Linked DNA regions of Homo sapiens: regions 2 and 3 are each linked to region 1. A link is a loop called in an ENCODE intact Hi-C map of the cell type or tissue named here. Cell type or tissue: heart right ventricle. All regions are shown on one strand. Each heading gives the region's core, and the rest is flanking DNA. Links, peaks and the distances in the headings are about the cores only. Region 1 holds the start of GAS2 (growth arrest specific 2). Region 2 holds the start of SLC17A6-DT (SLC17A6 divergent transcript). Region 3 overlaps GAS2 (growth arrest specific 2).

Region 1 (8,244 bases), core at 1,406-6,405:
TTAAAGATAATTGTGAGGATTAAATATTTGTGCCAATGCTTGGCATATATTTAATATTCGATATGTTTTTTATTAGCAAAATAGAAATGATCACCATCAGAAATGTGCCAAAATAAAACTTCTATTGACCTATCCCAAAACGGAAAGCAATTCTGTGACAAAATAGGAATATTTTATAGAACTCTAAATAATTAAGAAAAGACAAAGGACAACGGGGAGAACAAATAAATGTATTAATGATACAGTAGATAATGGATTATTCCAAGTTTTCTTCATATGGAGAAGAATGCTGCCCCTAAGATGATGATTAATCAGTTAATAGGGAAATGCTATATACCTCTCAAAGTAAGTGTGAGAGGACATCACTACCACCACCCCATCTACACACACAGACTCAACTGTGAACATTGAAAACAATGAATCCTAATCAACCCACAGTCAAAGGTCTCCTCCCTAAAGGTAATCTTTGCTGTCATCTGCAGCATTGTTCCCCACATCTATTCAGTTTCATGTGTTACAGGTGTCAAACACTGAGGAAATAGTTTATTGGTCAATCACGTTACCTTTTAAAATTAAAAATAAACAGTGCTCCAAATCGAATACCCTTCCAAAATCTGGAAAGAGAAAATGCCATTTTCCTAGCTGAACTCAAAGAATAAACCACCCAGGAAAGTTCTAGATATCTCTTTCATCATTGTGAGTTCTTCACTCTTTTGTGATTCATTTTGGCTAATTAATAGTATCTCACAAAATATACATTTTCAACCAATGTCATGGATACAAAATCTTACTCTAAAGGTCTAATCAGAAAATAAAGTCCACAATTTCAACAGAAAGGCAATTTCAGACCTCGTAATGGGACCTCCACCTTGGGTTCAGTAGAGCAACTTATCCACAAATTGAAAAGCACCAAACATAAAGCAAAATGACACTTAATGGTAGTTTATCTAATTCCATAATAAAAATCTTTAAATTGAAAGGAACCTTACAATAACGATATATTCAAACTCCTCGTAATTAATAAGGGGTTGGTAGCCTAAGAGGATATTTTGCCCACAGTAACAAGACTGTTTAGTCATAATTATTAAAAGTATCCTACTCAGCTCTTGTGATCCTTAATTTAGTGTAGTGCTGACTCTCTTTTAGAGATCTCTTTCTTATCCCACAGTCCCATCTTGATTTGTCTTGGGTGAAATGATGGTGTAGTTACAAATAACAATTTCTTCTCAAATCATGATTTAAAAAAACCTGAATGGGAATTGATTTTCTATATTTTCATGTTGTTAGGGATATTTTAAAGTTTTAAAGAAATCATACTAAAACATCCTTCCAAACAATTTAGCATAGGTTTTTTTAACCCCTACCAGATTAGCTTGGAACATAATTAAAATAGAAAACCATCTGACAGTCTAATGACAGTCTAATGACTATTGTTAACAATATTAACAACTAGAATATTTAAGGATTTACATCAAAATTTTATCTAAGTTGAGAAAATTCTTTTCTGTTGTTTTAATATAAAGATTTCTGTTTTAGTTAACTATAATGTAGTTAAGAACCAGCAGGGTTCTACATTCTGTGGAAATATATACACATATGTGACATGGTCTCACATAAAGGAGTAAAATTAGCAAAGTTTTAATTGTATTGATGCTGAAAACATTTAATACAGAAACTTACATAAGCCTCTTACTTAATTTTGACAGCAGATTATTTTCTACTGTTACTCCAGTTCATTTCTCTAGTCAAAAAACATTGAGTGGAAACCTTCCTAGTTGCTCAGGTTTAAAGAAACAGTTGGATCCTGTTTGGACCTTAATATCAAAACCACAAAGATACCAAACCAACCTTACAACATGCCCTGCAGTTTTAAACAAAAGTCTCTCTGTAAACAGTTACAGCCTCATCATGCCTTCTCAACCAAGGTAACTTAGTTTTCCAAAGTTTCCCTGAGTCTTCAATGCAGACTTCCAGTCTTGAAGTAAGATTTCTAAGTAACACACAACATACTTAGGGTTAATATAAGACCAGGTATTTCACCATACTCGAAAGTTTGAGGTTTAACTGAAGTTTCTAACCAAGATGCTAAAAAATTCCAGGGCAATCACATGACCTTTTGCACCTGGTGAAATATTTTTTTGCCATGTGAACTTATTTCCCAGTAAAGCACAGTCCATAACACCACAGCATAGTGTTTAGCAATAAAGTAATGAAATAAACCCAAACTTCAGTAGCATTCAGGCTGAAATCCAAGCTACCTTTTCCATGTAAGGGACCATTCAGGCAGCCCTGTGCAAAGTCTCCAATGTGCTTTGCAAAGGCACACTGTCCCATGCCTCATCCATCTGTCCCTTACCTTCTCTTAGGCAGTCAAAACCCAGACACCCATGTTGGAGAGAACCACCAGAGCCACCACCTTCACCGCAGTTAGAGGAAAGCATTCCTTGAGAAGGAGTTCATTGATCAATATCAAAGACAGGCTGGGCAAATCAGACCCCAGCTGCAGTTAATCAGTGTCCACACTGCTAAGAGTTTGGAGTAAAGAAGCACAGGTCTTGTTCTCTGCCTTGCCTCTGTGAATCTCAGGGGATACGTGGGGAGGAAAAGTGGACTTCCTCTGCCAGGCTGGTACATCCAAACTGTCTAAGCCTTTATTTTAATACTAGGATGTCAAATGGGTGTTCCTGTGCACAAGCAGATCTTATTTCCTTGGCATAAGATCTCTCATACACAACTGATCTAACCTTGTTGGAGAGGGTTGGAGGAGATAATTTTATAAGAATAAAGTTTTGCAAACTCTTCACTGTAAGAAGATCACGGAGGTGAGAGGATGAAGATGAAGAAGATGGAGAGGGTAAAGACTGTGATTTCAAAAAGGTTAACTGGGAAAAGAATTAACAACCCTCCCCCAACCTCAATTGTTTTTAGAATGTAGAAACAGAATCTGTTAACCCTCGCTTTTGCTCCCTCTTCATTCAAGACAATGGAAACTTCTTCGGATACCTGGGCTAAGTTAATGGTAATTTACCATACTGAGTTGACAGAATTTAATTTTGCCAGTATAAATAATGTCTCCAAAGCAAAATTGCCTCCTTTGTTCCCCAAACAATTTCAGATTCCAGTCTCAACTTTGGACTGAACAAAAAGAACGATACCACGCAAAATCTCCCCAAAGTGTGTTGATATATATCGGCTAGCGTTTGTTTATTCACATAAAACTCAATTTCATCAAACTCATCAGACACAGTGAGTATCACCCCAGATCACACATGTGGCGCTCTTTCCTCCCATCCTGGCCTCAACGACTCAAGTAAAACATTCAGGATCAGCCCTTTAAGACCATTCTGGCTCTATCCCACCCCACCATAACAGACAATGCTGAGCATGCATTACAGATACTCTTGTGCACGAATGCATATGTGTGCATTTATAATCGATGTGTTCATTAAAAATCCTCACTCTGTCCCTGGTTGGCAGAGCCACCCCAGCGGGCTTACGTGCTGCGGTTGTCCGGGGTGTTCCGCAATAGGGATAAGGAACACATGGTTGTTTCCAGAGAATCAGAAAGTCACCCCCTGCAGTGAATACCCACTCTTAGAGAAAGAGCCTGTCCAACTGTCCGCGGCTCTTCACTCTTCCCCGCCTCGTTCCTGAGGTTATTTTTTAATGACCTCTCCCCTCCCCCGCCGCCCCGGGTGCAGTAGACAGGCAGGGGCTCCCGTGAGCCCCGGCTGCGGTGCGCGCACGCTGCGGCGGCGTTGGCGCAGAACTGGGCCAGCCAGTCGTGCTCACCCCCGCGTCCCGAGCTGGGCTGCTGGCGGCTCTCAGAGGCGCTTGGGCTCCGGGCTGGGCTCCTGCAGCTTCTCGGGGCCGGCCCCCTCCAGGCACAGGTCCTGCAGCAGCCGCTCCCCGCACCCCACCAGCCTGGCGGCAGCGGCAGCAGCTACAGCCGCACTACCCCTCTTCATACTTCTCTGATGGCTCCTTTTAGTGCTGTTTGGGAAAACGATTTTTTCTCCCTGCCAGAAACAGATTTCCTACATTTCATCAGTCCTCATAGACCGAGCGGAAGTAAAATGCTTACTTTTTTTGGTGGACGCAAATGCAGTTGACACTGATTTACCCTTCAAACGGGGAGAGATTGTATTACAAGCCCTTGGCAGCAATTCCGAGGTTGGGGCCAAGCTCCAGCCCCCTCCTTGTCCCCCAGACACTAACCTAAGAGAGAAAAGGTGGGGGCTGGGGAGGGGATCATATTTAACTCTAGAGGTTTAACAGAGTCAATAGCTTTAGCACAATATTAAAATTGGGTGTTGGAAAAGTTTTTGCTTTCCTGGCCAGTGATTTTGCAGACGGAGGCACGAGCTTTCCAGTAACTTCGGCCACTCTTCATTCCAAATTGAACATTTTGATGTCTTACAATTCTCTTTAAATATCAGATTTTTAGAAGAGGCTGTACTCACGGCTGTTTTTGCTTTACCAAAGGAAATACAATTCCACCCTTCCTTCTTTCAGCCTCAGCTCAGCATTATGTTGAATGTCAGAGACAATTGTCTCCAACTGTTGTTTATTAGTACGTGTATTCTGAGATGAAACGTCTTCCATGAAGTGGACAGATGTTCAAGTGTCTGATTCACCTCTAATGCGCGGGGACCGCTTGCTGAGTGTGCTGATCCCCACAGGTTACCACCTCCCATGGAGCATAAATAAAATGTATTACACTTTTTATTTTGTTTTGTTCTCATGTTCATCAGTTTCATGTATATTGCCATCCAATGTTTACAATGGCAGTGGTACAGGTATTGTGATCCTTGCTTGGATACCATTTTTATAATGATGAGTTACCTAGCCCCACTCCCAAATAGAAACTACCTGTACATCCACAAGCTAAATGATGTGGATGATTTTAGATATAATTTAAAAAATATTCACATTTCACCTTTATTATTGCCATTATCTGGCAGAAACTGCATCAGTTATTTGCTTCTAGTGGCAATACATTTAATAAAGAAGAAGAGAAAACCGATTGAAAAGTTTGGAGTCCTTGAACTCCGAACTTTTTATTTTAGTTCAATTTGCTTTTGCAGCTATCAGGTCCACATTTCCTCCTTAGCTTTCTAAAAGAAGGGAAAAATAGTTATTCTTAATTTTAAGGAGAAACAGCATTTTTAAAAGGTCAACATAACAGCTTGGATAAACATAAATAACAACAAAACATACAGAACTCATTACTGATGAGTTTTAGTAAACGAATCTGAATGATAAAATTTCTTAAAATGTGATCAGATCTGAGTATTCCTAGAGCCCCAACAAAGAATTTTGAGTGTCTGAACACATACAATTTAGTAAAAAATCAAATGTTCTTGATAATTTTTCCTGATCAAAACATCATCAGCCAATAAATGCTAATTTAAGAATTATCCAAATATGTAATGAGTTCAAAAAATTTAGCACCTTGAACTTTCAAAATCTTACATCCTATTTCTCCCCAGATATGAATATTCTTGTCACATTGTTCATTATTGGTGTTATAAAAAGCTAAGAGTAAGGCAATGTTTTTGTTGATTCAGGAACAATGCTAAATACAGTTTGGGGAAAAAAAGGAGGCTTACAGAGGAATTGGGAAAGCATAATCATTCAAAATTACTCCCTCTCCATGCTCATTTCTTCCAGGTATTTTTTTTTTTGTCTTAAATTTTGCATTATGTCAGATCCTCTGTCTCTCAGAAAGAGCGAAAAGAAAAATACGAGAAGAAATAAATAATGTGTTTTTTCTTTCATTAACATCTAAGAGTTGTACTGAATATTTTTTTTGGTGACAAAAGAGAAGTAATACAAAAGATTTCTGAAGAGACACGGATACAGTGTTTTTATTTTAATTTTTTTAGCATATGTAAAAATTCCCATTTGATTTTTATCTTGTTTTTCAAAATCAATATTTCTATTTATATATTCTGATCACTCACTGATATATTTGTCAAAGATAATCTTTTGTCTAAGTATTTTCTTAGTTTAGTGTGGACTCAACCCAAACTGTTCACCTTAGGAAAATGTAGTCCAACTGAAGCAACTATAGCTTCTCTAATGTGAATGCAAAGGAAGCAAATACTTCAATAAGATGAAAAATGTTTAAATACATCCTTGAAACTTAACACCATTAAAAAGAAGTCAAGCCAGATTTAAACAGTTTAGTTTTTATTTTCAAGTGATCACAGTTAGAGGACTTTAACACGGGAAATTTCTGCATTACTATGTGTGTCCCACATTCTAAACTTTCAACATTGTCTCAAACATGAATTTTCTCATTTCTCTAATAAATACTTTTTTGAGTTTAAAAATGATCAATAAAACACGTTATTTTTCCCTCCTATGTAGATAACTCTCCTTTTCTCTCTTAGTCCTTCTCCCAAATGAAAATAATATATGTAGTACTCACTCTGAAAAGTGAAGCAAACCTTCAATAAATGATTGAGGTTAGAGGACACTTTGAGAAAAAATTAAATAACACGGAAACAGCCACTGGGTTAAATTTGGTAAAATAAATTTCCAGAAGTGACCAAGAAAGACTTATATTCCTAAACAGCTTCAAAGGAGCAGTTAAAAATGACAAAAGACAGCTTGGGAAGCAAGTGAGAATAATGATACAGAAAGCAGTATGAAGACATGCAATGGTATTAAAAAATACATGAAGACATATATTTAATAATAACTTAAATCATTTACTTACATTTTGTTGACATACTTCCTCAGTGAGGTCAAATATGTTTATTTTTCCCAACCTAGCATCTTAGTCTATAATATAAGGCCTTCAATTGACATATTTTGAATTATAGTTTTTTAATGTCATAAGGCAAAGAGAATAAATTTTATAAATCCTAGCATAGTCATTACAAATAGTGTTACGAATAAAAACAGACTGTTTCTGAAATTTTAAACGATAAATGCTATTACTTTTCACCACCATTCATATATAAAACTACAAGGATAAATCAAAGAAATTTCATATGTAAAGTTCAAGGTTTACTCTCCATCTAATATGCAATTTAAAAAATCTATTACTTTACTCTCAGTGGAGAACTTTAAACTTTTTAAGTACAACACAACAGTAGCATAAATATTAATTCCCTCCTGTGCAAGACTCATTTTTTTCTGGCAAATTGTGTTAGGTATAAGCATATGTTTTCTAATTTTTACATAAGAAATAGATTAAAAATCATTTTGTGAAATATGCCATTTGTCTTATCTACTTTTATTCATTTATTTTTTATTTTTTTATTTTTTTTTTTGAGAAGGGCTATTGCAGTGGCGTTGCCATGGCTTACTGCAGCCTTGACCTTCAGGCTCTAGCTATCCTCCCATCTCAGTGTCACGGTAGGTGGGACCACAAGTGAGCACCACTGATATGGTTTGGCTCTATGTCCCCATTCAAATTTCATCTAGAATTGTAATCCCCAAATGTTGAGAGAGGGACCTGGTGGGAGGTGACTGGATCATGGGGTCCGTTTCCCGCATGCTGTTCTCATGATAGTGAGGGAGTTCTCACAAGACCTAATGGTTTTAAAAGGGTGGCACTTCCCCTCTCTCTTTCTCTCTCTCCTGCTGCCATGTAAGACATGCCGTGCTGCCCCTTTGCCTTTCCCCATGATTGTAAGTTTCCTGAGGCCTCCCCAGCCATGCAGAACTGTGAGTCAATTAAACCTCTTTTCTTTATAAATGACCCAGTCTCAGGTAGTTCTTTATAGCACAGTGAAAACAGACTAACACAGCCACCAACTGTGGCTAATTTTTTATTTTTATTTTTTTTTTTTTTGCAGAGACACGGTCCCACTATGTTGCCCAGGGACACAGTCCCACTATGTTGCCCAGGCTAGTCTCAAACTCCTGGCCTCACATGATGCCCTACCCCAACCCTCCAAAGTTTCTGGGTTAGAGGCATGAGCCACCACACCCTGCCTCATCTAGTTTTAAATATCCTATGCAGTACCTTCTGTGGTGTGACGTCTGTTGTCTAAGTTGAAGGTGTTTTTTTTTTAAGTTTTCTTTCTTTCTTTATCTTGTAGTTTGCTTCTAAATCTTAAAAAAGTCTATGTCATGTTACTTTAATCACAAGTACCTCAAGTATAATATAAATGTTTAATGTAAAATATGTTTATTTCAACAACCTTTCTTGTCTTTTCCACCACTACATCTCTGGCATGTAGAATATCATTAGACATATAGTAGACACTCAATAATTGTTGAAAG
Region 2 (8,244 bases), core at 1,533-6,532, 330 kb after region 1:
CGCTCCAAGCAATGGGCAACAAAAAGACTTTCCGATCATATTACAATCTTTCTGAGCCACCAGGGTTTACGGAAACGGCCCTGCAGATTTTTTCATGCTGAGCCCCAGGTAAGCAAGTGTTCGCTTTGTCTTACCTGTAGATCTGGCCGAGTGATTTTCCAGCAAAATTCTTTAGCCCCTCTTTTCCTGGGGCCAAAATCCTTTGTTTTACGGATTCCATTCTTGCAAAGACTGTTGTCAGTTCTTGCCAGATTTAAATAGTGATTGCTAGGAAAGGCGAGGATTGCGCATATTGTCTTAATCTCTTAAAGTAGTTGCGGGCTTTTCCTTCTCAGCAGAATGGTAGTGGCTCGCCTCCAGCAAGAGTGAGAGTGAGAGAAGGGAGGGAGAGTGAGAATGAGAATACAACAGAATAGCTGCATGCAACCCACGGGTTTCCTAATAGGAGAGTTGGTAGACACAATCAGAAAGTCTCATTGGAAGGGGAGGATCCGGTGGCAAAGAGCGCAAGCAGTGCCACGGTATTTGGGTAGATGCGGTTGAGTCCTTTTCCTGGAAGTCGGTCAGCTGAAAAACAATGTAAATTCCCGGTTTTGAAGACTTATTGCTCTCAAATCTGATGGCTTTTAAACGGAGGGGCCGGAATATCACAGAAGCCTTGGGAACAGCAAAGTCAAAAGAATGGTACTTTTAAAAATGGTGTCTTTGCTGTAAGGAGCAGAGCATATTCAAAACTCATGGGAGCATCTCAGGTCTCAGGTGAGCAATGCTGCTATTAGTTTTTCCTCTCTGCCCATGATCTCCTCCCATCACGCCAGCGTAAGTCTGCTCTGCGGTAGAGTCAAATTAAGATGGAGAAGGCTTGCTGCTCTTTGAGGACGTGAGTAAATAAAAGATACACAGTTCTGATTTGGGCAGCCTCGGGGAAGATTTTTTTTTTCAGCGGCTGACAGCGCCCGTCTGGGCGGGTCTCGGTACAATGTTTCAGCACCACGGACAGAGTAAGTTTCAGGAATAGGGGACTCTTCTTTTGGCTAGCTAGGTTGCCAACTTTCTAGGGGAGCTGGGCGGATCGCCCTGACCAAGGACCATACGGGGGCTCTTCAGGAACGGATGCTATGGAAACCATTGGGAAGATGTCATCATCTCCAGAGTTTGCAGGGAGAATGGTGCATTTAGCTCTGCTAGGGAAGACAACTTTATTAAAAATTCACAAGTTACTTCTAGTTTGCTACGTTTTGTCCAGCACGCTGATGCCAGTATTGCAGGGAAGAAAGATTTCAACATATTTAACTTATGCTTGTGGTGTTCCAAGACACCTAGGCTCCCTTGAATATAAAATATGTGCACACAAAATACATAATTACATTGTTCATGTGTTTGTTTTAACTCCTGACAGGAAAAAGATGAAAGAAAGAAAGGGAGAGAATGAAGAATAGAGGAAAGGAGAGATAAAGAAAAAGAGGTGGGAGGTATGGAGAGAAGAAAAAAGAATAGCTATAAACTCAGTGAAGTTGATTAAATAAAATACAGTTAATTTAATATAAATTCCTTGGAATTTTAAGCATCTTTATTTAACTAATTTACAATACACTACTGAAATACCAATATACTGATGAAATATGTGGCTATACCTTGTGCTTGCCAACAAATTGTAATTGATAATTTAAAGATTTATTTTTAAAAAGATTTATTTTAATTTACATATATTCCATTCAAATCTTATTTTATTTTTCTTTGTATGTCCTTCTCCTAAAGCATAAATTTTGAAAGACATTCATGTAAGAGTTTTGGCTTTATATATACAGGTACAGCATCAATGAATTTATCTCATTAAGCAAGCAAGAAAACTGCTAGATTAATGTAAATTATTAATCTCTTTCACATGAATCACAAACTTCTTAAGTACAATTCAGGCCAATGCTTACAGAACAGACTGGCCTTGAACCACATTTTCAAGGTCAAAACCTTGGATGTCACATAAGCCAACAGAGGGAGTCAATTTTACTTAGGATCCTGAGACAAAATCTCAAAAATATGGATCTAAATTGAGAATCAAATAAGAATATTACCTGAATAGTTCAAATGATATAATGGCTATGTATTCACTGAATGGATAGCTGGAAAAAAATGTCAAAGTAGCTAAAACCATCTGCCATTATTAAGTTTGATAGTTGTCAAATTATTTCCATTGTGAAATATAATAAAGAAAAGGATAATGAAGACATTTTTATCTTTTTTGATAAATTTGTGTTAAAATATGTATCTTCAATAAAACAGTGAATTTAATTTTTCTCTAAAACCATGGGATGCCTCAGAATACTATCTATTTCTCAAGATCAAGTATAAGGAGACAAAAAAAAAACCCTCATTAAACTATTTCCTTGCAAAAAAAAAAAGAAAAGAAAAAGATTAAAAGATTCAAGCTATTCAGGACTTGACTTATCTAGGTGTTTTCAAAATATCTGTATTTTTCAAATCTTTAATAACTAAGTTCATTAAATTATATTTATTTAGAGATATTAATGATTTTGGAATTCTGGGAAGTTATACAAAAAAATAGAATTTACAACAAATATTTGTGAAGCTGGGGTGATGATATGTAAATGATTTTCCTAAGCACTCCAGCTTAAGTTGCACCACAAATGACTAGAGATCTATCTAAACCATCAGTAAACATGATAGCTAAGTCTCCAATACACAAATATGAGGGGACACTAAGCAATATAAATCCAACACAAAAGCATTGTTTTTAAACAGTTATATTCACCTTTATTGAAATGAATGTCATCCTCCTCTCTCTTCCACTCTCTTGATAATAGGGTGAGCAACTGAATCAGAATAACTGGTAATATTGATTTACTCATTCTAAAAATATTCATTGAGTGTCAAGAATAATACTAGATCTGGGAATTCTCCCTGAAATATCTCACAAGCTACTTGGGAGATAGACACAAAAATACAATTTCAAACAATTATGGGTGAAATTACACAAGTTAAATAACCCAGCCCGGGAGTGAAAATGTCCAGAATATATTTCAAGAGACAATGTTTTCTTGTCTGTCTTAATAGTTAAAAGAAATGTAGTTCTATAAAGATGATGGCAGCCCAGTGGAGTTTGGCAGGGTGGAGTGGTGGTATTTGGATAGCACCCTAGCCAGAAGGGGTGTATTTAATGGTATTTTCATAAACAATGAAAAATGTTATGTGTGGAAAATTACAAGAAACGTTACTAGACCACCTGCGACTGAAGAATGTCATTTAGGCTGGCTTTAAACCCATAGCTGCTCCCAGTGTAAGAAACATATATTCAGACACCATTTGCTAACCCAACAGATTTTCTTCATGAGTGGACACAAATTGCAAACGCTGAACGTGTACTTTTGCAGCCCTAAATTCATCAGATTTATCTTTATGCAAAGAAACACTAGTAGTTATATGTAAGATATTAATTTAAGCATATCAGAAAAGGCTTCCTTTCTCTTGACACCCTCCTTTATCCCCAATAACTTACATCCAATTATAACAAGTCCTGAATTGCATTATTAGACCACTTTTCTTCTAGGGGAAGAATTGTCCCTCTTGTCAAGAACTGTTAACAATAAAAGGAGAAGTTTTCACTGAATATAACTAATATAATATGTGTGCAATATTACAATTTATGAGTAGCTTTTATTTACATGATAAACGTATTTATTCCTTATAATTATTCCTTAAACTAAAATAGTTGTATTCCCATGTTATTGAGGAGGAAAGTGAGATTTAGTAATTACCTGAAGTCATGTAACTGGTGATGAGAAAACAGCTCAGGTTAGAGGAGTTTCTCACAGTTTAAGGTCTTGTTAAAATACAGATTCTGATTCAATAGGTCTAGAGTGGTGCCCAAGATTCAACCACTGTAACACGTTTCTACAACTGCTTGCCTAAGGATCACATTTTGAACATCAACATCTCGGAGTATGAAATGTGAAATCAGTTTACCTGAGTTTGGGTCCTGGTTCCACTGATTATCATCTCTGCAATTTTGTATCAATCATCGAACACTAATAAGCCAGTTTGCTTACTGGCACAAATGAAGGCTTGTATCGTGTGGTTTCTATTATCCTTTCTGCTTGTAAAATTTTATGCCTTTTCATGACTTTAGATGAAAAGTCTTTAGATGTAAAAAGATGTAAAACTTATTTTCTTTTGTTTCTCCCATCCTAAGTTTTTTTTATTATATTTGAGTTAAATGATTAATAATAAACTGAAAAAATACTAATATGTAGAAATGTGCTTTCTGAAAGTTCTTTTTACATATTTAAAGAAGAGTTACCTTATTTGTTGTTTCACTATATGTATACACTGAGTTTTATAAGCAATTGTTTAAATAATTGTATCCATACTATTTTTCAAGATGTACATAAGGTATTAGCCAACAGCAATGTAATAGGTTTCTATTTGTTTATATCCCTGTGGGAGGAAATACTTTTGAGTAATCATTTAAATGTCTTGCAAATGTTGCCCTCTGGTGGAAGGATATGTTAATATTTTAGAGACAATTGTGGTCCTTAATTATGCAATTACACCTACTGTTTTCTCTCTCTTTCTTCTTTCTTTCTCTTTCTTTCTTTCTTTCTTTCTTTCTTTCTTTCTTTCTTTCTCTCTTTCTTTCTTCTTTCTTCTTTTGGATATTTGTTAAATTAAATCTACATCTGAAACTATAAAGTCTTTTTTGTGGGCAACACATTTGCAGTTGTCTTAGTACTAAATGTATTTAGAAATAAGTTGATTGAGAATCCCCCAGTTAACCAAAAAACTAGTACTAAAGGAAACTTCACTGTATTAAGATTTAGTAATGGTGTGGTAATCACATAGGTAAAAATGATATACAATAGAATAAATTGTGATAATTTTATAAATATTTTGAAATAGTAACATAAATTTGATGTTTTGCTCCCTATTACCAAAAATACAAACATGTTTTAAAGGCATTCTATTTAAGATCATTCAAAAACTATTTCTGTGGTATTTTTAAGGCAAACTGATTTTTAAGAAATACCTCAAGTACATACCTCAAGGTGGTGGTGTGCATCTGTAGTCCCAGTTACTAGGAAGGCAGAAGTGGGAGGATTGCTGGAACCCAGAAGTTTGAAGTGCATCTGGGAAATATACCCAGACCCCACCTCAAAAAGAGAAAAACGAACCTTAAGGTGACTGTTTCTGAGGCTATTTTGAATGCAACATCTTCAGTTTATTATTTCAAAAAATATTCACTCAATAGGTATTTTTATCTACTGTTGGCTAGGCCCTTTTCTGGGATATAGTAAATAAATGGACTCAATACAGTTTTATAGCTTTTTATATTATATGTAGAGAGTGGACATTCCTAAAGACAAAACTGCTTTGAAAAGCTTTTTTACAGTATGGCTTTATTTGACTTTGAATTCCTAAGTAAATGTTCAGCCTAATAATTACACACTTCTTTCAGTTCGAAGCTATACAAATAAGCCCTAGAATTCATCTGTGACTTTTTTCTTACCAAGGGTTTTTAAGCAGACAATTTTTAGTTCAGCTTTATTTGATTTTACTTTGCAGTGTTAGCCTCAGAGACAATTTCTAAGAAATTATCATTATATAATTTCCTTAGAGCTGGAAAGAGAAGAAATAATTCAGTTTGTCTTAAAAACGACAATCTGTGCACATAGCCCAATACTTTACACTGCTATATTTAGTGGCCTGGTGTAAGACGTCTTTTGACTTCTCTGTGAACTGTCTGATTAAAAAACTGGAAGCAGGAAGTATTAAATAAGCCTATATTGTTACCTCAAACATATATTTTAATTACCAAAAACACATGTATGTAGTCATATATGCAATGTTTCCTTTTCTCTGTGCATCTACTCTGTATTTATAATTTACAATGAGAAAAGTGTATACATCTTATTCTACCCTTTTATTTCTGCATTAATGGGAGAAAATAGCCTTAATTCACTACAGGCCATTGTGCCTTGGGAAAATTAAGATTTTAAAGTGAATGGAGAACAAATGCTGCTCCTCTAATGCCAGAAAAATATTTCTAACTTTGAATTCCACACTATACACGTAGAGCAACATGATAAATTACAGAAAGACTTTGAAAGCATCAGTGTCTTCAACTCTAAAAAAAATTCTTAAAGTAAAAGTTTTAATTGTATACAGAAAGTTTGAGAAAAATCTAAGAATAGAAAAGAACTGCAAATCTGTAAAGGAAGTAAAATAAATATACACTTCAGTATGAAGGAGATCAAGGCAGAGACCACCAGGACGTACGGTGTTTTACAGATAAATAAATAAATTGAATGACATGACAAAACATACCTAATTGAAATGTCTATCTAGGTCCCATAGGGATCCTATTTTGCCTTTACCATCCTAGATTACTGATTCTCTTCCTTTGGCTGCCATACATTTTGTTGTCACAAATGGTAAAATACCATCTTCTTTGAAGGAAGGCTTCTAATATTATTGAAATTTCCCACTTGGCTATTAGCATCTAGGAAGTTTCTGTTTAATTTCACACTATTTTCTAAGTTACTTACTCTACTAGAGGCAGAGGGTGGGATGGTTTCTACTTCTATAACATTTAGGGTAAAATTTTCCAAAGCAAAAAATCTAAATACATAGTTTTGGAATAGAACAGAACATAAAAGATCCAGAATATTTCACCGCTGTAAGCACAAGCTAATTATAATTTTGAAGAGGTAAAAAAATATATACAATAGTAGTCACTATTAATATTTCCTAACTGCTGCCCGCTAGTGGTAAAAACGAAAAATATTTATTTGAGTTAAAAGGCAGACCTACAACATTGACTTAAATCATTTGAAAATCAGTGGGTAAACATGCTTCCCATGATATTAACATTGTATGTGGCCTTTTTTCCTAGTACAAAGAAGAAAAGGTTGCTGATAAATCACTGAAAAAGCGTGCCACCACTTATTCTTTTGTGCCTGCTTGTGGACTTATAATAATGGTAAAGACACCATTATACTGTGGTGAGAAGCATACTGGGCAGATCTTATTGCATAGCATGAAGAGTGTTTGTTCACTCATTGCAGCTCTTTTGATATTGAGTGCTAATTCATTCAATTCGTTCCTTATGGAGAAACAGAGTCAGAGGTCTGATCAAACGACACTAAGTCCTGCTAACTAGACTGACTTTTCAAATTTTTCAGCCAATGACATTTTTCTGTTAATATTTCAGCCAGTTTGAGTTAAGATATCTACTGCTTGCAAATGCGAACATCTTGATATATCATCCTTTAGATATTTGATAGATGGATAAATGAATGGAAGAAGGATGGATAAACAGAATCAAAGTTTAGAATACAAAGTTAAAACACTGGAAAGAGGAAAGAATCATGTAAGAGTAATTCTAAACCAAAGTATTAGAAAGAAAGAATAGGCCCAGACAAAAGAAAGCCTTGAATTTTAGGGTTAAATTAAATTTTTATTTAACATTTCTAAGTTATGACTATGTGCCCGGTCTTTGTTGAGTACCAGAGAAACAGAGATAAGTAAGTCACAGATCTTGCTCTCAGAGAACTCAGATTTTTAACTAAGAATGTAAAACTTTTCTTATGGTCAATTGAAAAGTTTTTTAAAAATGTATAAGCAAATAAATAATTTGCTCAAGGACAGTAACATTCTTAGAAGTTTAATCAGGCAACTATGTGATAAATTGGGTAGAGAGATGGAGGCAGGGGTTTTAGTTCAGAAGATGACCATTGCAATAGTCTGTGTGTTAGCTGATAAAATATTTTTTAAAATTACTATTCTTCCCCATATAATGATGAAGCTTTCAACTCATTCAGGGGTGGGGAAAATTACCCATATACACACAGATGGTACACAAGGGCTGGAATTAGAACACAGGTCTTTTGCTTAAATCAATATGAAAATCGTAACTCAAATAATATTGGGAAATTGCTTCTGTGGGTTCATTTGATTTATAATAAGGATATTTGCTTTATCCTTAGCCCACTCTCCTATTTCATCTCTGTTATAACACCAAACATTAGGAAAAAAATTAACACACTTATTTGTGAGTAGAAAAGAAAAAAATGTCAATGACAAATGGTATCAATCAGCAACTCTAACTCATCCTACATTTTAGCCCAAGGTAGAAGATGCCCATTATGTAAAAATATCCTCCTCAGGGCAGATGATGCTCTCATGGATCTGATATGATGGACTCCTCTTGAGTTGAAATTTGTAAGCAAA
Region 3 (8,244 bases), core at 2,173-7,172, 110 kb before region 1:
CCAAAAGTAAGCAATGGGGAAAAGACGCTAATTCAATAAACGCTGCTTGGATGGCTGGCTAAGCATACACAGAAGAACGAAACTGGACTCCTTCCTTACACATATACAAAAAAACACCCAAGGTGGATTAAAGACTTAAATATGTCTCAAACTGTAAAAATCCTACAAGAAAACCTAGGAAATATCCTTCTTGACATGGGGATTGGAGTAAAAACTCACAAATGGCAAAGGAAGAATTTCCCCTCCTCCCAAAGGGGTGCTAACTCAAAAAAAGTAAGTAAGTGGGATCCTTAAAGGGCCAGAGTGAGGCCCTATGCAGTTGTACAAACTACTTCAAAAGTCACTGGAAAACTTGGCCTGGGGAGTGGGGTAACAGGAACGAAAAGCATATGGCAAGTCATAAGGAGCCTTTGCAAAGAAATTATGGCTAAGTCCTCAAGAGCATTGCAATAAAAGCGAAAATTGATAAGTGGAACCAAATTAAACTAAAGAGCTTCTACGAAAGAAGAGAAACTATCAAGGAAGTAAACAGACATGCTACAGAATGGGAGAAAACATTCACAAGTTATGCCTCTGATAAAAGTGTGATATCCAGAATCTATAAAGAACTTAAAGAATTCAACAGGCAAAAAACAAATAGCCCCATTAAAAAGTGAACAAAAGACATGAATAGACACCTCTCAAAAGAAGACAAACAATGGCTAACAAACATGAAAAAATGCTCATCATCACTAATCATCAGAGAAATACAAATCAAAGCCACAATGAGATGCTATCTTGTACCAGTCAGAATGGCTTTGTTATGTCAAAAAGAAAAGGACGTTGGCAAGCCTGCAGAGAAAAGGGGACATTTACACACTGTTGGTGAGGTATGTAAATTAGTCCAGCCTCTGTAAAGACCAGTTTGGAGATTTCTCAATGAACTAAGAATTGAACCACTATTTGACCCAGCAATCCCAAGACTGGGTATGTACCTAAAGGAAAATAAATCATTCTACCAAAGGAACACATGCATGTGTATGTTCATTGCAGCACTATTCACAAGAGCAAAGACGTGGAATCAACCTAGGTGGCCATCAGTTGTAGATTGGATAAAGAAAATATGGTACATATATACCATGGTACGTAGACACTATACGGCCAAAAAAAAAAAAAAAAAAGAACAAAATCACATTATTATTATTATTTTTTTTTTTTTTGCAGCAACATGGATGCAGCTGGAGGCCATTACCCTAACCTAACTAACACAGGAATAGAAAACAACGTACTGTATTTTCTCACTTATAAGGGAGAGCTAAATTCTGGGTACATGTGGACATAAAGATGAGAACAATAGACACTGGGGACTACTAGAGGGGAAAAGGATGTGGGGGCAAGAGCTGAAAAACTCCCTGTTGGATACTATGCTTACTACCTGGATGATGGGTTCAAGTCATACCCCAACCTCAGCACTGGGCAATATAGCTTTGTAACAAACCTACACATATACTCTCTGATTCTAAAATAAAAGTTGAAAAAGAAAGAAAAAACACAGTACTTTCCAATTGGTTCACAACTAAGGAACCCCTTAACTTTATTTTTCTTTTAAACTTCTGGTTTCGAAAGAAAAATAATGATAATGATGCTACTACTGCTTCTGTTGCTGATGATAACTCTCCATCATTAAGAGGCTGTCCTCTCTAGCTCTCACAACAAATCTGTCTAATTAATACTATTAATCCCCTTTATATAGATGAGGGAATTCATTCCCACAATAGTTGCATAACTTACTCAAAGTGACAAAACAGTCAGTACCAGGGTTCCATCTTACAATTCCTTCCAATATTTGCATTATTTTTCACACACACAGTGCTGAAAGACTTTATCAGCAAATGTTATTCATTAGTAAATAACTTGGTCCCCATTTTAACTAATAAAAAACATATACATGAAATGCAGACCATCAACTGATTAGTATAAAGAAACAATTTTTATATTAATTTGGCCGAAAGCATGGTATCTGGTGAGTCCATGCAACATAGCCATTGGTAAAGGTTCAAGTTCCATTGTCTTTCTAAAACACTGAAATTAGCCTATGAATCCCAATTTTTATAAGCACAAGACCCAGGGATCTAGACAGTCCTAGAGGGGAACTGCTTTGTTACATTACAGTATCATAAAAAACAATTCCAAAAAATATAATATTTTTTGGACCTTATAATGTGTTACACCGAGTACCATAATAAACCTCAGGGAGTTTACCCACATTATCTTTAGCTCCAAACACAGACTAACAATTATGATTTTCTTTCAATCAAGGTTCCCAGTGAAAATCTATAAGTTGTTAAAGAGGTTACTAATCTCTTCCTATAGAAAGAAAGGCACCATAACCATGCAAGAGATCATGAGCACTGAACTTGTTTCTCTCAGAGAGAAAAATTACAAAAGAGAAATGATAGATGGTGCTTGCTAGAAATTTTAATTAAACCTGTGAATGAAAAGTCTGAATCAGGCTGAGTGGCAGCTGCACTCATACATGACCTGCTTCAGTAGCAGAGGCGGGAACATGTCAGGAAATAGATATTCTGTGAGAAAAGCCATAATACCCTTGAGTTTCATTTAATCTAACTCTCCACGTGGCCTAGTTCTGAAGGGCCTTCTAGGAGACCCCCCATCCCCACCTCAGTGAATAGCTCAGAATACAAAGAAATCTCCTCTTGGTTGCTAAGTGACCATAGAGTGTGGACCACAGGATGTCTGTAGTGTGTGTGGGCTGTCCCTTGTTTGCCAAAGGACAGCAGACTCTGCCACTCTGCAACTTCCGGTTTTGCTGCAGTAATTAAGCAAATTGTCTGCCTCTACTCTGATCTGCTTTTTTTCTCAGGTTCTCACCTCTTAATCTATCTAGTCTGGGGGGATGTTATGAGGTCAAATGCCCTAATTCAGAATGCTTTGCTTTGTAAATGGTCAAGATGCTGTGATTATCTTTTTAAAATTTATGAACCACATTTACTTTATCATACTTTTTGAAATTTACAGACATAGAAGGCTGATTGAATTTAATCCTGAATCTAGGATTAAGCTGTTTCCAAATCAATACATTTCATCAGAAAAACATTCTATTCCTTATAAAAGCCATCTTTTTCTCCATTTTTTTGCCTGAGACACAGAACCACCTTGGACCATATGTGTCTGAGACCTACCACCAGTGATGGCAAAGTATTGAGCTGGAGTAACTGAGTCTGTGGGGACTTCAAGGAGCAGAGTCATCAAACCACTCTGGAATTTTATGATGAAGAAGCAATCTTTTACCTTCTTTAAGTAACTACTGCTTGATTGGTTTCTGCTACTAATAGAAAAATCTTACAATCTTTTTTTTTTTTTTTTTTTGAGACAGAGTCTTGCTCTGTTGCCCAGAAAGAGAGACAGTGGTAGGTCTCAGACACATATGGTCCAAGGTGGTTCTGCTCTGTTGCCCAGGCTGGAGTGCAGTGGCACGATTTCGGCTCACTGCAGCCTCTGCCTCCCAGGTTCAAGCAATTCTCCTGCCTCTGGCTTCTGAGTAGCTGGGACTACAAGTGCATGCCGCCACGTCTGGCTGATTTTTGTATTTTTAGTAGAGACGGGGTTTCTCCATGTTGGCCAGGATGGTCTCGATCTCCTGACCTCGTGATCCACCTGCCTCAGCCTTCCAAAGTGCTTGGATTACAGGCATGAGCCACGTCCAGCCCTCATAGCTAATCTCAACCCTAGCTAGTGAAATTACTTTTCTATTTTTCAGAGTTCCCCAACTTCCCAAAATCCTGTATTATGTCTAAACAGTACCTGTTTGTTTTAGCTCAATTCATTTGATAAATAAATATTAAGCAACTCGTATATACTACGCAATGTACTAGAGAGTACACCACACTGGGAAGAGAGCAACAATCAACTCCGAGTCAACTCTTAAGGTCAAAAGCGTAAAGAATGGAAGAAAACACAGCAAAGATTATGACATCATGAATGTCATGAAAGAAAATTACAGGGTGCTTGGGATCAGTATCCCTTAAAAGGGAGACCTAATCTAACAGTGGCCTAATTTGGGGAGGAAGGTTGGTTGGTTGTAGGACAGGACATTGGGAGTAACCACTAAAAAAAATTAAAATGAGATGTTAGAAAATGGATAGAGAAAGGAGGTACATTCCAGAAAGAGTTACTGTAATGCTTTCTTTTTGTTTGTTTGGTTTTTTTTTTTGTTTTTTGTTTTTTGACACGGAGTTTCACTCTTTGTTGCCCAGGCTGGACTGCAGTGGCACGATCTTGGCTTACAGCAACCTCCACCTCCCAGGTTCAAGCAATTTTCCTGTCTCAGCCTCCCAAGTAGCTGGGATTACAGGTGCATGCCACCACACCTGACTAATTTTTATATTTTTAGTAGAGATGGGGTTTCACCATGTTGGCCAGACTGGTCTGGATCTCCTGACCTCAAGTGATGTGCCTGCCTTGGCCTCCCAAAGTGCTGGGATTACAGGCGTGAGCCACCACGCCCAGCTGAGGCATTGTATTTCAAAAGGCCCTTGAACAAGAAACAACACACTGTGTTGAAAGAAGGGAAGACCAATATGGCTACAGAACAAACAAGAACTCAGACATAGGTGTGGAGGTGGGCACCATCCCCACATTTTCACTCTATTCTCTATTGTCTCTCCATCATCTCCAAAACTAGGGAGATGGGCACAAAATGAGGGCGATGACTAGGACTCATGAAGAAAAAAATTCCAAGACCCATTTTTCAGAATTTTTTTGTGGGTGGAGAGATAGAATTTCAACCCACACAACAGAATCAAAGTATTCCCTGATTCTATTTTTTTTCCTTTATTTTAAACCCAAAAAAGAAAAACACTGAAGAGAAAAAAAAAAAAACAAAAAACTTAATGGGATCATTGTTTTGCCCTAGTTTATGTAAGAATGAACAGACCAAACTAAAATATGCAAGTCATCCCTTTCAACAGAACACTTCTTGTTCCCCTCTGTTTCCATTCCTTCTCATTTACAAAAATAAATAAATATATCCCCCTTCAACAGAAGCTGCCTTCTCAGAATTCTGTTTCCTACATAAAGAAATATTAATGCATTTCACAGAACAAATGCACACATACACAGTTTCAACATTCTTCATGGCACTTGGAAAAGCCTATTAACAGGATTAAATAAGGCATAGAGGACACTAGAGGGCATGTGACCCTTTTAAATCTGCTATGATTTCTACCTACAGACTGACAATTAAGTATTACATTTGTAGGTGTGCATTTCCTAAAAAATCTGCTATACTGCTCCTCAAATAAGCCAACTTTTGCACTTGCTCTTCCTGTTACCTCTAAACTGCTTTTCCCGCTCTTCGCAAGCCTGGCTCCTTCTCATCATTTACATCTCACTTCAAATATCACTTCCTTGGAGAGGCCATCTCTTCAAGCTTTACCCAAAGTAACCCCTCCTGAACCCTATTATTCTACATTGAATCAAATGTTTCCTTCTAACATTTATTAGAACTCAAAATTACCTGTATATTTGCTTACTGAGAAAGAATCTGTCTCCATCAGAAAATATACTCCTTAACAGCAGGGACCTTGTCTCATTCACCACCCTATTCCCAGGAGCTAGACAATAATTTATGGAATATCGGCTGAATGAATAATCAGCCCTCTAAAACTGAGTAGCATTATAATTCACATTATAGATGAGTCACAGAGATTTTAAATAACTTGATCAAGGTTATATAGCAAGTGGACAGCAGAATCATTTGACCTGAGAAAACTCTTTTAAGCTGGAAAGATTACTTTTCAACTAAATTTTTTTCTAGGGGAGGAGTAATTTGTTTTAAGAAATCATTATTTTCAAAATTCTAGTTTCTTCTTCGCCTCTTCCCTCTATTCCATTAATAGCCAATTAAGTCTACCCCCAAAATACCACTAACATTGTTCATCATTTTCCCATTCTCTCTACCATTTTTGTGAATGCACATAGCATATGAACAACTGAAATAGCCTCCTAATTGGCAGAATTGCCTTTGGTTTCTTTCTGCTCCACCTACAATTGTATATACAAACCTCTGCCAGATTAATTGGCTTAAACTTCAATGTACCATGCTATTGCTCAGTATCTCCAATTGCCGTGTAATGCCTTCAGGTTAAAATGCCAAAGTTTTTGGATTTATCAAGGCCCTCCAACAATTGCCCCCAACCTACCTTTCTTACATTATTCCTGCTGGAATTCTCTACATAATCTCCAATCAAACTAACTGTATTCATTGTTTGAAGAGCCCTTGAGTTCTTCCTATTCCTCTGCCATGCTTACCCTTTAAAATGGTGCTCTCAAATTAAAATCCCACATACTTCTCAGGACACTGGTGAATTTCTACCTTCTCTTTGAAAGCTTTCCAGATAAATCTATATCATATTGATCCTACTTGTCACAATTCATCAGTGTCTAGAAAAATACCCAGCTCATTATAAGTACTCAGCAAAATTTTGTTGAATGAATATGTACTCTAAATAATGCTGCTTCATGGAACTTTTCATTTTGTCTTATTTTATTTGTGTAATTAACTCTTGAGTCTTTCTTAAACTGATCGTTGAGGTCTGAAGCCATGGCTTCTATCCAGTTCCTTATATACAAGAGGTAATGCCTATTGTCTGACAGATTATTCCACATGCATCAACCAAGGGAGCCAAATGGCACAGAGTATTGTTGATAAACTTGTACTCTTTAATTTGTTGTATGGCTTAGGATTTAACAACAACTACAGTACACATAAAACAACTCGTCTTACAAATCTTAGAGAGATCACTTGAGATTCACAAGTACGCCTCTCCTTTTCCTTCAGCTAATGTTTTCCATATAGGAAGTTTTTATGCATTGTGAAAGCAAATTATCAATCTGAGCCACCTCCTGTTGGACTCCTAGCTGCACTCTCTTTTAACTTTCCTGATCCTCATAAAATGGTAATTCAATAGTTATGACATGCCAGCTACAGAAGAATGCCAAGCTGAGAGGCCAGTTTAGAAACTAACATATAACACTGTCCACACACTTCAGGTCAGCATACAAAAAACATACACTAACCAATGTTACATTTTCTCAAGGCTAAGTGAATCTCATCATTTAATAAATGCCATAGAAATTCAGAGGAAAGTATGAATTAAAGAAGGCTGGAACTTTTGAGAAAGATATTTTCTGAAACTCTCTTCAACTACAGGGCAACAATTGTTGAGTCCAGGTACATGTCAGCATGTTCTATATGGTTCCTACCTCCTATAAATGTATAATATGTAACTTAATTTTCTTAGCTTTATATAAAATTTTAACAGAAAGGTAAATAGATGATAAATAGATGATATTGACAACTTGCTCTTTAATCACTCGGACACTGATTTAACTCAATCACAAAAAACTCTTGCCCAATCACTCTGGCCGAAGCTGCCACAACTACTGCCTTCCATATTATCCTGTTCTATTTTCTTTCTTATTAGTAGATAAGATGAACTTCCTTATTTAGTGATCAATGTCAGGGGTCAGCAAACTATATGGTTTATAGAACAAATCTGGCCCATACCTATTTTTGTAAGTACAGTGTTATTGGAACACAGCCACCACGCAAATTCATTGCTAAAACAATAGAAGTGAGTAGTTGTAACAGAAACCATACACCCCACAAAGCCTAAAACAGTTATATCTGGCCCCCTTGGTCTTTATATTTATTCCTGTCTTCCCACTCCCAGAACATAAAAACCTGACTATTTTGTTCACTGCTCAATTCATGACACCAGTTCCAGGCACATAGTAGGTACTTACTCTCTGCTACTGAAAATCAACAGGCACAATACAAGGTAAATAAATTGTGTTAACGCGTACCCAAAACTCTTAACTCAGCCGTACATCTGGAATCAATGCTTTCTGGGTATATTTGTAATGAACTCATGTAAAGAAATTTGTAAATGGCCAAAGAATGCTCTGGAAGGATCTTGGCCCAAGGAACAGTTTTAATATAATGTCTTAGTCTCTATGAAAGGCTTATTGTGGGCAGAGCTCTATATTTTTTACAGTTCTTCTATGCTAAACAAGCCATGTACTAAATTACTAGGCAGACCTGGAACTGAGAATCTGAATAACATCTGGAGAATAAGAGCTTAGGGTAACAAATTTCTAAAAACTTGTTGATAGGAGCACTAGTCTGTGCTTTTTATTAATTTATTTGACTCTTGTCAATTGATATTACCCGGAGGTTTT

The links. Peaks named below come from ENCODE experiments on the same cell type or tissue, not always from the same donor. Only the 100,000 strongest peaks of a DNase experiment are listed, where the experiment ranks them.
Region 2: a loop joins it to region 1, with 6 times the contacts of the local background. A loop is called at or near these places in 4 of 110 quality-filtered maps.
Region 3: it touches region 1 in a loop (4-fold over the local background); 31 of 110 quality-filtered maps call a loop at or near these places.

What each region holds. Positions count from the first base shown.
Region 1 is chr11:22,662,448-22,670,691 of GRCh38, reverse strand. It overlaps GAS2 (growth arrest specific 2), which reads right to left and starts at 4,081. Exons shown (of 8, transcript NM_001143830.3): 1 at 3,793-4,081. RefSeq lists a silencer at 3,842-4,001. In heart right ventricle, for the core only: a CTCF peak has its summit at 3,831; a DNase peak (open chromatin) is centred at 3,811; H3K4me3 peaks cover 2,338 bases; H3K27ac peaks cover 2,831 bases.
Region 2 is chr11:22,330,510-22,338,753 of GRCh38, reverse strand. It overlaps SLC17A6-DT (SLC17A6 divergent transcript), which reads left to right and starts at 532. Exons shown (of 4, transcript NR_186351.1): 1 at 532-759. It overlaps SLC17A6 (solute carrier family 17 member 6), which reads right to left and starts at 373. Exons shown (of 12, transcript NM_020346.3): 1 at 135-373. The coding sequence starts at 220. In heart right ventricle, for the core only: a CTCF peak has its summit at 4,500 (motif pointing left); no DNase peak of the experiment used is centred there; H3K27me3 peaks cover 648 bases.
Region 3 is chr11:22,775,683-22,783,926 of GRCh38, reverse strand. The region is part of intron 7 of GAS2 (growth arrest specific 2); the gene reads right to left. Among named protein-coding and RNA genes, the nearest start is that of LINC02718, 50 kb to the left of the region's middle. RefSeq lists enhancers at 2,576-2,625, 2,656-2,705. In heart right ventricle, for the core only: a CTCF peak has its summit at 5,164; no DNase peak of the experiment used is centred there.